Regions from separate parts of the Homo sapiens genome. Here region 2 is linked to region 1. Evidence: read pairs that join two places in POLR2A ChIA-PET (ENCODE). Cell type or tissue: GM12878. All regions are shown on one strand. Links, peaks and the distances in the headings refer to the core of each region. The heading gives the core; the rest is flanking DNA.

What was found. Peaks named below come from ENCODE experiments on the same cell type or tissue, not always from the same donor. Only the 100,000 strongest peaks of a DNase experiment are listed, where the experiment ranks them.
Region 2: POLR2A ChIA-PET joins it to region 1 with 8 read pairs; 1 of 35 experiments calls an interaction of 5 or more read pairs at or near these places.

Annotation. Positions count from the first base shown.
Region 1 is chr7:55,306,654-55,312,670 of GRCh38, forward strand. No RefSeq gene overlaps it. Among named protein-coding and RNA genes, the nearest start is that of ELDR, 54 kb to the left of the region's middle. RefSeq lists a silencer at 4,144-4,328 and an enhancer at 4,890-5,390. In GM12878, for the core only: no CTCF peak of the experiment used is centred there; DNase peaks (open chromatin) are centred at 2,518 and 3,208; H3K27ac peaks cover 1,932 bases.
Region 2 is chr7:55,513,789-55,519,218 of GRCh38, forward strand. All of the region lies in intron 2 of VOPP1 (VOPP1 WW domain binding protein), which reads right to left. Among named protein-coding and RNA genes, the nearest start is that of VOPP1, 56 kb to the right of the region's middle. RefSeq lists enhancers at 1,733-1,802, 1,973-2,022, 2,033-2,192, 3,204-3,709, 3,282-3,351 and 2 more. In GM12878, for the core only: no CTCF peak of the experiment used is centred there; DNase peaks (open chromatin) are centred at 2,311 and 3,543; H3K4me3 peaks cover 3,061 bases; H3K27ac peaks cover 4,604 bases.

The DNA of each region.
Region 1 (6,017 bases), core at 1-5,000:
TGCACTAAAAATCTGTACGTTTATTTAGGAAAAGATGCCACAAAGTGACATATTCCTCATTCTGCATTTGAGCAAGTGGGTCTATGGATCAAGATCAGGACTTTTTCTGCTAACTCCTACCTGTTACTATCTTCACGAACCCTGGTTTTGTCCCATAGCTCAATATAATCTACAAGTGTAACAACCATGTAGATTCTGTCAGTCATATCTCAGAATTAGGGCATGAGGTGTGATGCTTCATTAGAGCACCCTGGAGCAGGCAGGGTCAAAGACGAAGCCAGGACCTGAAATGACTTTTACCAAGAGGGGAGGTGAGGCCCAGAGGACGCAGAGCCAGGAGGAGCAAGTGAGATGCATAACCCAAAGAGCACAACCAATTTATCCATGGATTTGGCCACAGATGGCCCTGGTATTTCTCAAGGAAGACGGTGGAATCCTGTTCTAGGGGGCTGTGAGGGAAGGAACTGAGAATCTGGTGGACAAGAAGCCACAGCTCAGGAGAGCTCTCTTAGGGGTTACAGTTGTTTGAAATGTGGAAAGAAAGGGCTTAGTCTCTGGAAGAGGAGCTAGCGAGAACAAGATGGGAGGCACAGTGGAAACCAGTCCTAGCAAACTGGAACCAGGGAGAGCTCCCTCTGGGCAAGGCCTTGGGATTACAGGCTCAGCACTTTCTGATTGGAGTCCAGGAGCAAGCAGTTGCTGATGAGCTTGCCTGGAGGGGATTGGTCCAGAGGCTGGGAGGACAGGGCAGCGTGGAATTCAGCAGGAGGTAGCTGCAAGGAGTGGAGAAGGCAGAAGCTGGGAAATGAGACTGGGCCTGAGATATACTATCGTTGAAGTCTCCAGTGAAAGTGTGGAAGAGGCCTTCACACACACTATTGAAAGGCCACCACACACCCATCCTCTTCTGTTTGAATTTCCCTTCTATGTACTTTTCTTCATTTTTTCTTTAAACTCTTATTTTCTTGAGAGCAATTTCCCTGTACTGTTTTCCCTGATGTTCCCTGGGCCTTAGACTACCTTTTGAGAAAGACATGCACTTAGACTTTATTGCTCAACACTCATGCCCATTGCATCATTGTCTAACCTGCATTTCCCTCTCATCCAAAGGGGCAATGTGGACAAAACGAAGTAAAAAGATCAAATGCCTTGCAGAATTTCAGTGTCAGTGTTGCTCATTCTACCAATCTTTTGATCTTAAAACTGGGTTCAAAAGGAAATAAGCTACTTTGGAGCCAGGTACAGTGGCTCACTCCTGTAATTCCAGCACTGTGGAAGATTGAGGCAGGCAGAGACTTGAGCCCAGGAGTTCGAGACCAGTGTGGGCAACATGGCAAAACCCCGTCTCTATAAAAAATACAAAAATTAGCTGACTGTGGAGGTGCATACAGGCAGTCCCAGGTAGTTGGGAGGCTGAGGCAGGAGAATCACTTGAGCATGGGAGACTGAGGCTTCAGTGATTCATGATTGCACCACTGCACTCCAGCCTGGGTGACAGAGCAAGACCCTGTGTCCGAAAACAAAAAAACAAAGAAAGAAACAAAAAGCTGGTTTGCATAGTTTTTCATCAAATCCAATGCCAAATTCTAGCCACTTCTTGCTTTTCTAAGCACAGACAGGCAATTCATTGCTAAACTATTTTACAAATCTCCCAACTATATTATATAAAATCTATCTCCTCTCTTATCAAGGGAAACACTTGCTCATCTTTGAGCAACTCACATACTCCAAATACCTCTGGTGTTGAAAGCCGTCTGGTCATTAGTATGTTCAGCTGCTCAGTGTCTGAAATTCCTTTGGGTCAGACCTCTAGAGCAACCAGATAATCTCTCAGTGGCGGTCACAGGCTAGCAAGCCTTGGCCGTATCCAGACCATGCCTATCATGGTCTGGCAACCCTGCCAAAGTAACAAAGCAACTTTTACTTTTATATCTTTCCAAAGTAACAAGACAACTTTGAATTTATTGCCAACATTGAACATTGAGGACCTCATATAAAATCAGGATTCCCAGCTGCTCTTGAAAATTTGGAAGTTGTGACCCTGCTGGGCCCACATTCCCTAGAGTGTTGGGTCTCCTGGGCTCAGCAGCTGCTGCCCCTGAGGGAGGCATGCATCTCTCCTGTGTAAGTTTCCACCTGGCTCTCTGGCTTGGTCATATTGGCTTCCTGGCCTCTTTTTGCATGTAGTTTGTGATCCCTGATTGTAGGTTTCATCATTTATCCTGGGCTGTTTCCTCCTGGGAGTTATAACCTTCCTAATCTGAAGCTGAAACTCCCCCAAATGCAAGCTAAACGTGAGTTGACAGTAATGGCTAATGCCTAAATAGCACCTACTGTGTACCAGGCCTGAAACACTAACTCATTTCATCTTCACAACAAGCCTATGCTGTGGGTGCTGGTTACTGCAACAGGCCTGAACCACCAGCTCATTTCCTCCTCACAAGCCCATGCGGTGGGCACTCGTTACCACACTAGGCCTCAACAACCAGCTCATTTCGTTACCACACCAGGCCTGAGCCACCAGCTCATTTCCTCCTCACAAGCCCATGCGGTGGGCGCTCGTTACCACACTAGGCCTCAATAACCAGCTCATTTCATTACTACACTAGGCCTCAACCACCAGCTCATTTCATTACCACACCAGGCCTGAGCCGCCAGCTCATTTCATCCTCACAAGCACATGCAGTGGGCGCTCATTAGCCCCGTTTTACAGGTGAGGACACATGCTCAGAGACTTTAGCCCACTTGTCTGGAGCTGACTGCCTCCACACCTTCTGTGTGATTCACACTGACACAACTGGACATTTCCTACCACGAACATGATATTCACTCTGGTTTTCTGCCTTGACCTCTACATTTTTGGCCCCTGCACATTTGGGCCTCAACCTTCCAGACACGGTTCCTCCAGCTCGGTTAGAGTCCCGTGCTCCTCCTCCCATGCCTTTGGTGCCCACACTAAGTCGGGGCTCAGAAGTCACTCCATCTGTGACTTGGCTGCTCTGCTTTGTGAGCTCAAGAAACCAGGAAGCCTGTTAAACACGCCATCAGGAATGCTGAAGAATTAAGATTGTCCAATAAAAGTCAGTGTCAAAGGAATGGAAAATGAAGTGTGGATGGGAACCGTTATTTCTCAGGAGTCAGGGAGTATCTAAATTTGCTGTCTGAAGTCAGAGCCATAGAAAATCCCCAGCTGCACTCTGGTAGTAGTGGTTTTAGCACCTTTACTTGTCATTACAAATAAATTTGAAACTGAAGGAAAGTGAAGAAACACCTCTCAGAAGAGCATGATGCCTTCGACCTGGTTTGCTAGGACAGGAACTGGACACAGATTCTGAAAATCTCATTCATTCAAGCTGAATAAAATGTAGACGCAAGGACATTTACATAGTCAGCCATTCCTCAAGGATTTACTGAGTGCCTACTGTGTACCAGAAGTGGTATTCGTTAGGTACCACATGTTTCATTCATTTGCTCATAGTCCTTTGAGGCCCTTCTAGGTGGAAGCCCCACAATAGGCTCTGGGGATACAGCCCCTGCCACTGCAGAGCTGATGTTTTCACATAAGATTCAGACTTCCAACAACCAATTACACTACTGGTTAATCACAATTATAGTGCTGCAACTAGGCGTTCCCAGTCAGTCTGGGAAATGCAGAAAGGCCTCCCTGGTGAGAAGGTCTCTGCACTAAAATCTGCAGGAGCTGCAGGAGCAGAGTGAAGGGAGGTAAGGGAAAGTGAGAGCCTGCCAGGCAAAAGGAAGAGGAAGCGCCAAGGACCTATGGAGGGTGGGAGCCAGGGAACCGAAGGAGGCAGTTACCAGCACTCCTGAAGCACAGGCAGCTAGAGAAGAGAGCCACAGGCTGGACAGTGACCTTGGCAGGGGACACACCATGCAAGGCTAGTGAGCCACGTTCAGAATTTTGAGATTTATCTTGAAAGCCCTGGGAAATCATTAGCATTTTAAGCAGAATGGTAATATGGTCAAATTAGCATTTATAAAGGCCCTGTGAAGGAAGGTCAGAGGTGCAGCAAGAATGGACGCAGTGAGTTGGTTACTGGGTGAATTCGCCAGGCAGGCAAGAAGGGGTGTTGCAGAGCCAGGTTTCTCCACAGCCACATCAGTGACATTTGGCATCTCATTGATCTTTGCTGTGAGGGCTGTATTGTGCACGGCAGCATGCTTTGCATCCCTGGCTCTGCCTGCTGGATGCCAATAGCTCCCTCCCCGAGTCATGACACACAAAAATATGTCCACTGGACATTGCCAAATGTCCCTCGTTGGGGGAAATCACCTATAGTTGAGAAGCACCAATTTAAAGTGGGGACAAGGGATGTGAAGAGATATGGACAGATTCACAATGTGTCTTGGAGCTGGAATCAAAAGATATTAGTGACATATTTGAAAAGGGATGGAGGGCATGAGGTCAGGGCTGACTGTAGCTTGAGGTGCTGGGTGGATAACACGGCGACCATTGCTAGAAAATACGAAGGAAGGCAGGATTTGAAGGAAAAGATAATGAGGTCCATCCTAAGTATTTCATTGGAAAGTTGACCTCTCCCTCTCCCTCTCCCCACGGTCTCCCTCTCCCTCTCTTTGCACAGTCTCTCTCTGATGCCGAGCCGAAGCTGGACTGTACTGCTGCCATCTCGGCTCACTGCAATCTCCCTGCCTGATTCTCCTGCCTCAGCCTGCCGAGTGCCTGCAATTGCAGGCGCGCGCCGCCACGCCTGACTGGTTTTCGTATTTTTTTGGTGGGGTTTTGCTGTGTTGGCCAGGCTGGTCTCCAGCTCCTAACCGCGAGTGATCCGCCAGCCTCGGCCTCCCGAGGTGCCGGGATTGCAGACGGAGTCTGGTTCACTCAGTGCTCAATGGTGCCCAGGCTGGAGTGCGGTGGCGTGATCTCGGCTCGCTACAACCTCCACCTCCCAGCCGCCTGCCTTGGCCTCCCAAAGTGCCGGGAGTGCAGCCTCTGCCCGGCCGCCACCCCGTCTGGGAAGTGAGGAGCGTCTCTGCCTGGCCACCCGTCGTCTGGGACGTGAGGAGCCCCTCTGCCTGGCTGCCCAGTCTGGAAAGTGAGGAGCGTCTCTGCCCGGCCGCCATCCCATCTAGGAAGTGAGGAGCGCGTCTTCCCGGCCGCCATCCCATCTAGGAAGTGAGGAGCGTCTCTGCCCGGCCGCCCATCGTCTGAGATGTGGGGAGCACCTCTGCCCCGCCGCCCCGTCTGGGAGGTGAGGAGCGTCTCTGCCCGGCCGCCCCGTCTGAGAAGTGAGGAGACCCTCTGCCCGGCAACTGCCCCGTCTGAGAAGTGAGGAGCCCCTCCACCCGGCAGCCGCCCCGTCTGAGAAGTGAGGAGCCCCTCCACCGGCAGCCACCCCGTCTGGGAAGTGAGGAGCGTCTCCGCCCAGCAGCCACCCCGTCCGGGAGAGAGGTGGGGGTCAGCCCCGGCCAGGCCAGCCGCCCCGTCCAGGAGGGAGGTGGGGGGGGTCAGCCCCCCGCCCGGCCAGCCGCCCCGTCGGGGAGGGAGGTGGGGGGGTCAGCCCCCCGCCCGGCCAGCCGCCCCGTCCGGGAGGGAGGTGGGGGGGTCCAAGGTAAGGAAGGCCCTAGAGTCTAGGAAGAGACTGGCCAGTGCATTAACCATTGTAGTGTAATGGATTTGATGTTACTTTATGCTCACAAGTTGGACACACACACAGGGACCCAGATCAAATTGGAGGGGAAGGTCAAAGTCAGCTTCCCAAAGGAACTGAAGCTTAGACTGATTTTTAAAGGCTGAGTTAAAATAAACTGGGTAAAAATAAAGAAGGAAAGAGAAAAGCAAATGTAAAATATCTGTGCAGCATGAAGTAGCAAAATATATTCAGAGAATGTAAGAAGCTGAAATGAGGGCCTCAACTAAGCGTGGGAATGCAGATGGTGACATAGCAATGCTGAGGTAGGCTCCCCAGGACCGAGGCCGGCTTGTTGCGGGGAGAGGGGAGGGGCACTCTAGGATGATCTCTGGCGTAAGCAGCAGGTAA
Region 2 (5,430 bases), core at 1-5,000, 210 kb after region 1:
GCCACAGGGCTATTTTCACTTTTAAATCATTGGTGTCAAGAATACTCAACCATTTCTAACCCACCCTCAATTTTCTGGGGGACAGAGATTCATTTCAATTCACAGTAACAAGAAATTTGCACATCTAAATAGCCAGCTCTCTCTGGCTTATTAAAGTCACATGAAACAGTCATCGTCTGAAGTCTGGGTAACTGTCAGAAAGCACCTGATTATGTCTAAGGAGCCACAAGATCTGGTCCAGTGAAGCCAGGCTCCCAGATCCACCCCAGCGTCTGACTGGGAGCGGCGCCCTTTCTCACATCATCATGTCAGTACCAAGACCTGCAGAAGAAAAAAGACTCACTAGCTTGGAAGGAGAGATGAGGTGGTTGCTTTGTACTTGGCAAGCAGGCTGGACCCTTAATGAGCTAAAATCCATCTCCCATTTGTCGCTTGTCTCTGCTACAACACACATGCCTGCTCAGTCATTCATCTTTTATTTTCTAGGCTATAAATTATTCCCAGCAGCCAGCCAGGGTGTTGTGGAATAAGCGGGATGAGACCCTTGAAGGTGATCTAGCACAGGAAACGGGGGCCCAGAGAGGTTGGACATTTGCCCAAGATCACACTACAACCTGATGGCATAGCAGGTCTAGAGACGATCTCTTGAACTCCAGCCCCTTAAATATTTTCCATCCCCAAAGAATGCTTTCAGAATCACTCCGTCTCCAACCCTCCTTAGGCCACCATTTGTCTCCGTTACTAAAGGTATACTGAGTGCCTTCTATGGGCCAGGCCCTGAAGGGCACAGAAGGTATAAAAATCAGCAAGACAGGCTCCCAGTCTAGGGAGGAGACACACAGATGTTTTATTTCAGCAACAGTAAGTCCAGGGAAGGAGCATGGTACCCATGCACCAAAGAGGGGTATGGGCCACAGAGAGGGACACTCATCCCCAGCTCTCTGGAGATGACACCGCAGAGTGCTTAGGCAAGCACTCCACAAATGTCAGCCATTGCATTCCCAGGCTGTGTATCTGGCAGACTCTGTGTCTCAGCTAGTCTAGGACAACTTGGGGCCATCCTCTGCTCTGTCCTGCTGCAAAGGTAGATGCAAAGAAGTGGGCAGTCTCAGCTGTCCTTGTAGTGAGCTGGGGCCGTGCAGTGCTGCTGGAATGGGTTCTGCCTCCTGCTGGATAAGCCCTGGACCCTGTGTAACACACTTGCACCTCTGTCAGCTGTGGAGGAGCCTCCCGAGGTCTCTGTCCACACCCTGGCATACAGGCACGCCCTGTCACCTCCAGCCTGCTGCTGCCTCCCAAGCCACCGCCCTCTCTCTGCTCTTCCGCACACCCAAGTCCTCTCAGGGGTGGTGGCTGTAAGCTGGGTGGCCTCTGGGGGGCTGAGGAGCACCTGGGCTGGAAATCTCAATGGAGATGGTGACATTTCTTATAGTCACTGCTCCTGACCCAAGAGGCCTCCCACTACCCACAAAGAGGTGGTGGTGTCCATTCAGGCACCGAGGAAGGCCCAGGTAACCTCTGGCAGATATCAAAGATGGGCTGGGAAAGGCTGCCTCCCACAGCGTCCCCAAGAGCATGACTGGCAGCGAGGTGAGTTTGTCCCCTGCAGCAGAGGTCCCCAGGTAAAATCAGCGGACCCATCAGCCACCTCTGGGCACAGAACCCCCGGTCTTCTCCAAGCTCAGTGTTAAAATGTGCCAAAGGAAACTGCAAATATTAGGGAGAATACAGGCATCCCAAATAGTGACTGAGTCCTTACTCTGTATCTCACATGCACAGTAGTATTTATACTGCACAGCAACCCAGTGCAGCAGGCACCACGACCACACCTTTTTTAAGAAAACTGAAGCCGCAGGCTGAATAGCATCTGGAGCTACCTCCTCCCATGCCACTCCACTTCCCCTCTGTGCCACAGGAGCAGCAGGCACAGCCTCTGTGACAGACAGGAGCTCCCTGTCACCTGATGAGGAGGATTCAATGCTCCCTGCAGACACCTGAACATCGGACTGAGTTCCCGCATGTGGACCTGCGTCTAGGCTCTTCTCTGACAAACGCCACCTTAGTCGGCAGCACTTTCTGGACTGACAGGGAAGTGTGCTGTTTGCTGCTTTGGATCCTGCAGGACATGCTCCTCGGTCAGTTCCTACCTTTATCTTCTCATCTCTGGGCTCCAGGAAGCTCACACGGTGGCCCCTGTTTCAGGCCGTGCTGGCAAAGGAGCTGAGGAAGCGAGGCCCAAGCAGAAGCTCAACTCGAGGAGAGAATGCAAGCCAAGGGGCGGGAGCTGCTGAGGCCACACAGCCACTTGCTATTTTTAAATCACATGTTACTAAGAGCAGACACCTAGTAAGCCCTGAACCAAAGCACAGAAAGGCACATTTTAATCAGAGCTCTTGGAAGGGCAGCTTGCAACAGGAAAGGCAGGTAGTGAAGGGAAGTGAAGGGGGAAAGAAACATTACTGGAGGGAACAGGAATGTGTTGCTTTTCTGTTCAGATCCCAAAGGGTCTTTTTCTTCAAAAATAAGAATATCTTGTTTATACATGTAATACACAGTCTTCCAGACCAATAATGGAAAAATATCAAATTAAGGAAATGAAATAAACCTTGAAGCAGGACAGGGTAGAAAGAGAGAGATCATTTAGCACAAAGAAATCAGAAGAGGTGAGAGTAATTTTGTATGTCTAGGTAGCTACAGTAGAAAACCTACATTTCATTAAAAGAGCTCAGTCTCTGTTAGCTTACTAACTGGCACGCTGAAATGAAATGCAGGGACAGGCAGAGTAGGGAGAAGGCGGCTGCCACCTGGGATTTCCGGTGAGACAAAATGAAATCAGATTATCAAATATAGGAGTAAAATCTCTACAACAAGTTTGCAACCTAGATGTTCCCTCCTCAATGCATTCCGCATGGTGAGTTACACTCACAAAACAGAGGTGTTGTTTGAAATATATTTTCTGCAGGGGAAGGAAAGAAAACAACCTCTAACAAAATAGGACACCACCTTGAGTCAACATATTTGTAAGGAATATCTGTTTTGGAGAATCTTAGCACTTTACCCAGGTGAAATGAAATGTAGAATATACTAGAAATGTACTTTTTAGATGAGATCCATTACATATATATATATATATATATATATATATTTTTTTTTTTTTTTTTTTTTTTTTTTTTTTGAGACGGAGTCTCACTGTGTAGCCCAAGCTGGAGTACAGTGGTGTGGCTCACTGCAACCTCTGTCTCTGGGGCTCAAGCGATTCTCATGCCTCAGCCTCCCAAGTAGCTGGGACTACAGGCTTGTGCTACCATGTCCAGCTAATATATATATATTTTTTTATTTTAGTAGAGACGGGGTTTCACCATGTTGCCCAGGGTGGTCTCGAACTCCTGAGCTCAGGAGATCAGCCCGACTCGGCCTCCCAGAGTGCTGGGATTACCAGCATGAGCAACCGTGCCCGGCCTAATTTAAGTTTTTTTTTAATGTGATGTTGAAGATGCTTCAGAAATGACTAGTCACTCTCACATGACTATACCACTGCTGCATGAGGCATAGGTACCTTCCCTGTCCTGCACACCACAACGCACCACAACTGACACGTCGTGGGCCCTCCACAGACACCTGTGGATGGAATGAATGAAGTGCAGCCATCACCATCCCCGGGACAGCACCCTGCACACTGGCCATGTGTCCAGAGGCCAGGCCGGCAGCAGTGTGCAATGGCAGCCCGCCAGCCTCTCCTGCATCCCCACCGCCTGAGGCCCCCAGCAGCAGGGCGAGCTGGGCTGGATGTGAGTCTCCTGTACCTGCACTGCCTTCTCCACCAAGGCAGCAGAAACCACAGTGGGCTTCAGAGATCAAAAATAACGTACCCCTCAAGGTTAACTCTAGGGCAGCTGTGCCTCCTGCAGGTCAAGCACTTCCAGTAGGGGTGTAGCCGCCGTCTCTTGCTTGCAGCAGACCTCTCCTTGAGCAAGACTGGATGGAGTAGAATATAGCTAAGCAATTTCTACTCATTCCCCTTTAAGAAAAATGCTTCATGACCCCAACTTGATGGACAGTGGAGAAGACAGCTTTGGAGAAGACAGTTTTTGAGTATTAAATATCTGGACCGGTGAGGGTATTGGACAAGCCACCCCATGTGTGCTGGCTGGCCCCAAAAAAACAACTTTCTCCTTGGCACCACACTGGGTTCACTGCTGTGTCAGGACACTGTCGTCCCTCGCATGTGCAGGGAAGTGGCACACTGAGTCTATAGCACTAATCTCATGAGCATATGTAACAGAGAGGTGAGCTGGCCTTGGGTAGGTTATGTTCTTATGGGACTTCTGCACTGGCCGTGTGCAAGTCCTGTGCCTCAAACCTGGCAGGTCAGAATTCGCAGTCACGTCTTACAGAGGAAGCAGCTGACAATGTCACAGAGCTGGTAAACAACAGAGTGGAGGGATGGGAAGGCTGGTGCTAGGCAGAGGTGGGGACCGCACATGCAGGGAAAGTGCTTCATGCTACTGCACGGGTCACTTTAAAACGGTTAATTCTGTTCTTTGAATTTCACCTCAATTAAATAAAAAAGTAACAGAGCAAATATGTGAACTCTGCACGAACATGATTGCAAACATCAGGTGCTACACACTGGGCCAGGCAGCAGGGTTATGGAATGCACAGGCCACGGCCCCATACTGAAGCACTCGCCGCGTGGTGGTTTGCTGGTGTTGTCAGCATTCTCTCACAGCCAAAACAGCAGGGGAGGAACAAACTTTTATGGGGACAGGGAACTGAGTCAGAAGAGGCTGAGAGAACTGGGGAATGATCAAAGGTCCCCTACATGGGTTGGCGCTGCTGACTGCATGGTGGGAACTGCAAGGAAATGCATCCACTCAACATCAAGGATGGCCGCTGTGTGCCAGGCACTATCCTACGCTTGTTGGGAAGCCAAGTATTTATAACTTGTTGCCCTCATGAGATTCACAATAAAGAAGGAAGATAAAGCCAGACGCTCTCTTGAAAGTCTACTGTTAAAAGGCATTGTTCCTGATGGTTTTAAGCAAAAAAGTGACATGGAAATTTACAAAGACGTGAGAACTGGACAGGAGAAGAGGCTGAAAGGAGACTAGCTAGAAAGTTTCGGCAATGGTTCAGAGGGACATTCACAGATGTGGATTCGGGTGAGGACACTGGGAACAGAGGGGAGAAACAGAAAGACCAGAGGCAGAACAGAGAAGACTAGTGGGTGGGGCTGGGGTTTCCTGGCATCATGAGATCCGAAGACCTTAATTTACGTACAGGGCACAGGACAATGCCGGGGCCTGGAGTAAGTACTCAATAACTGTTACCTGCTGGTACTCTCACGCTGAACTTCGTGTTCTCATGGTGACTTCACTTTTCCATTTTTCTGGACAGTGCACCTAGGGAGCTCTGGATCCTTCTCCCCAC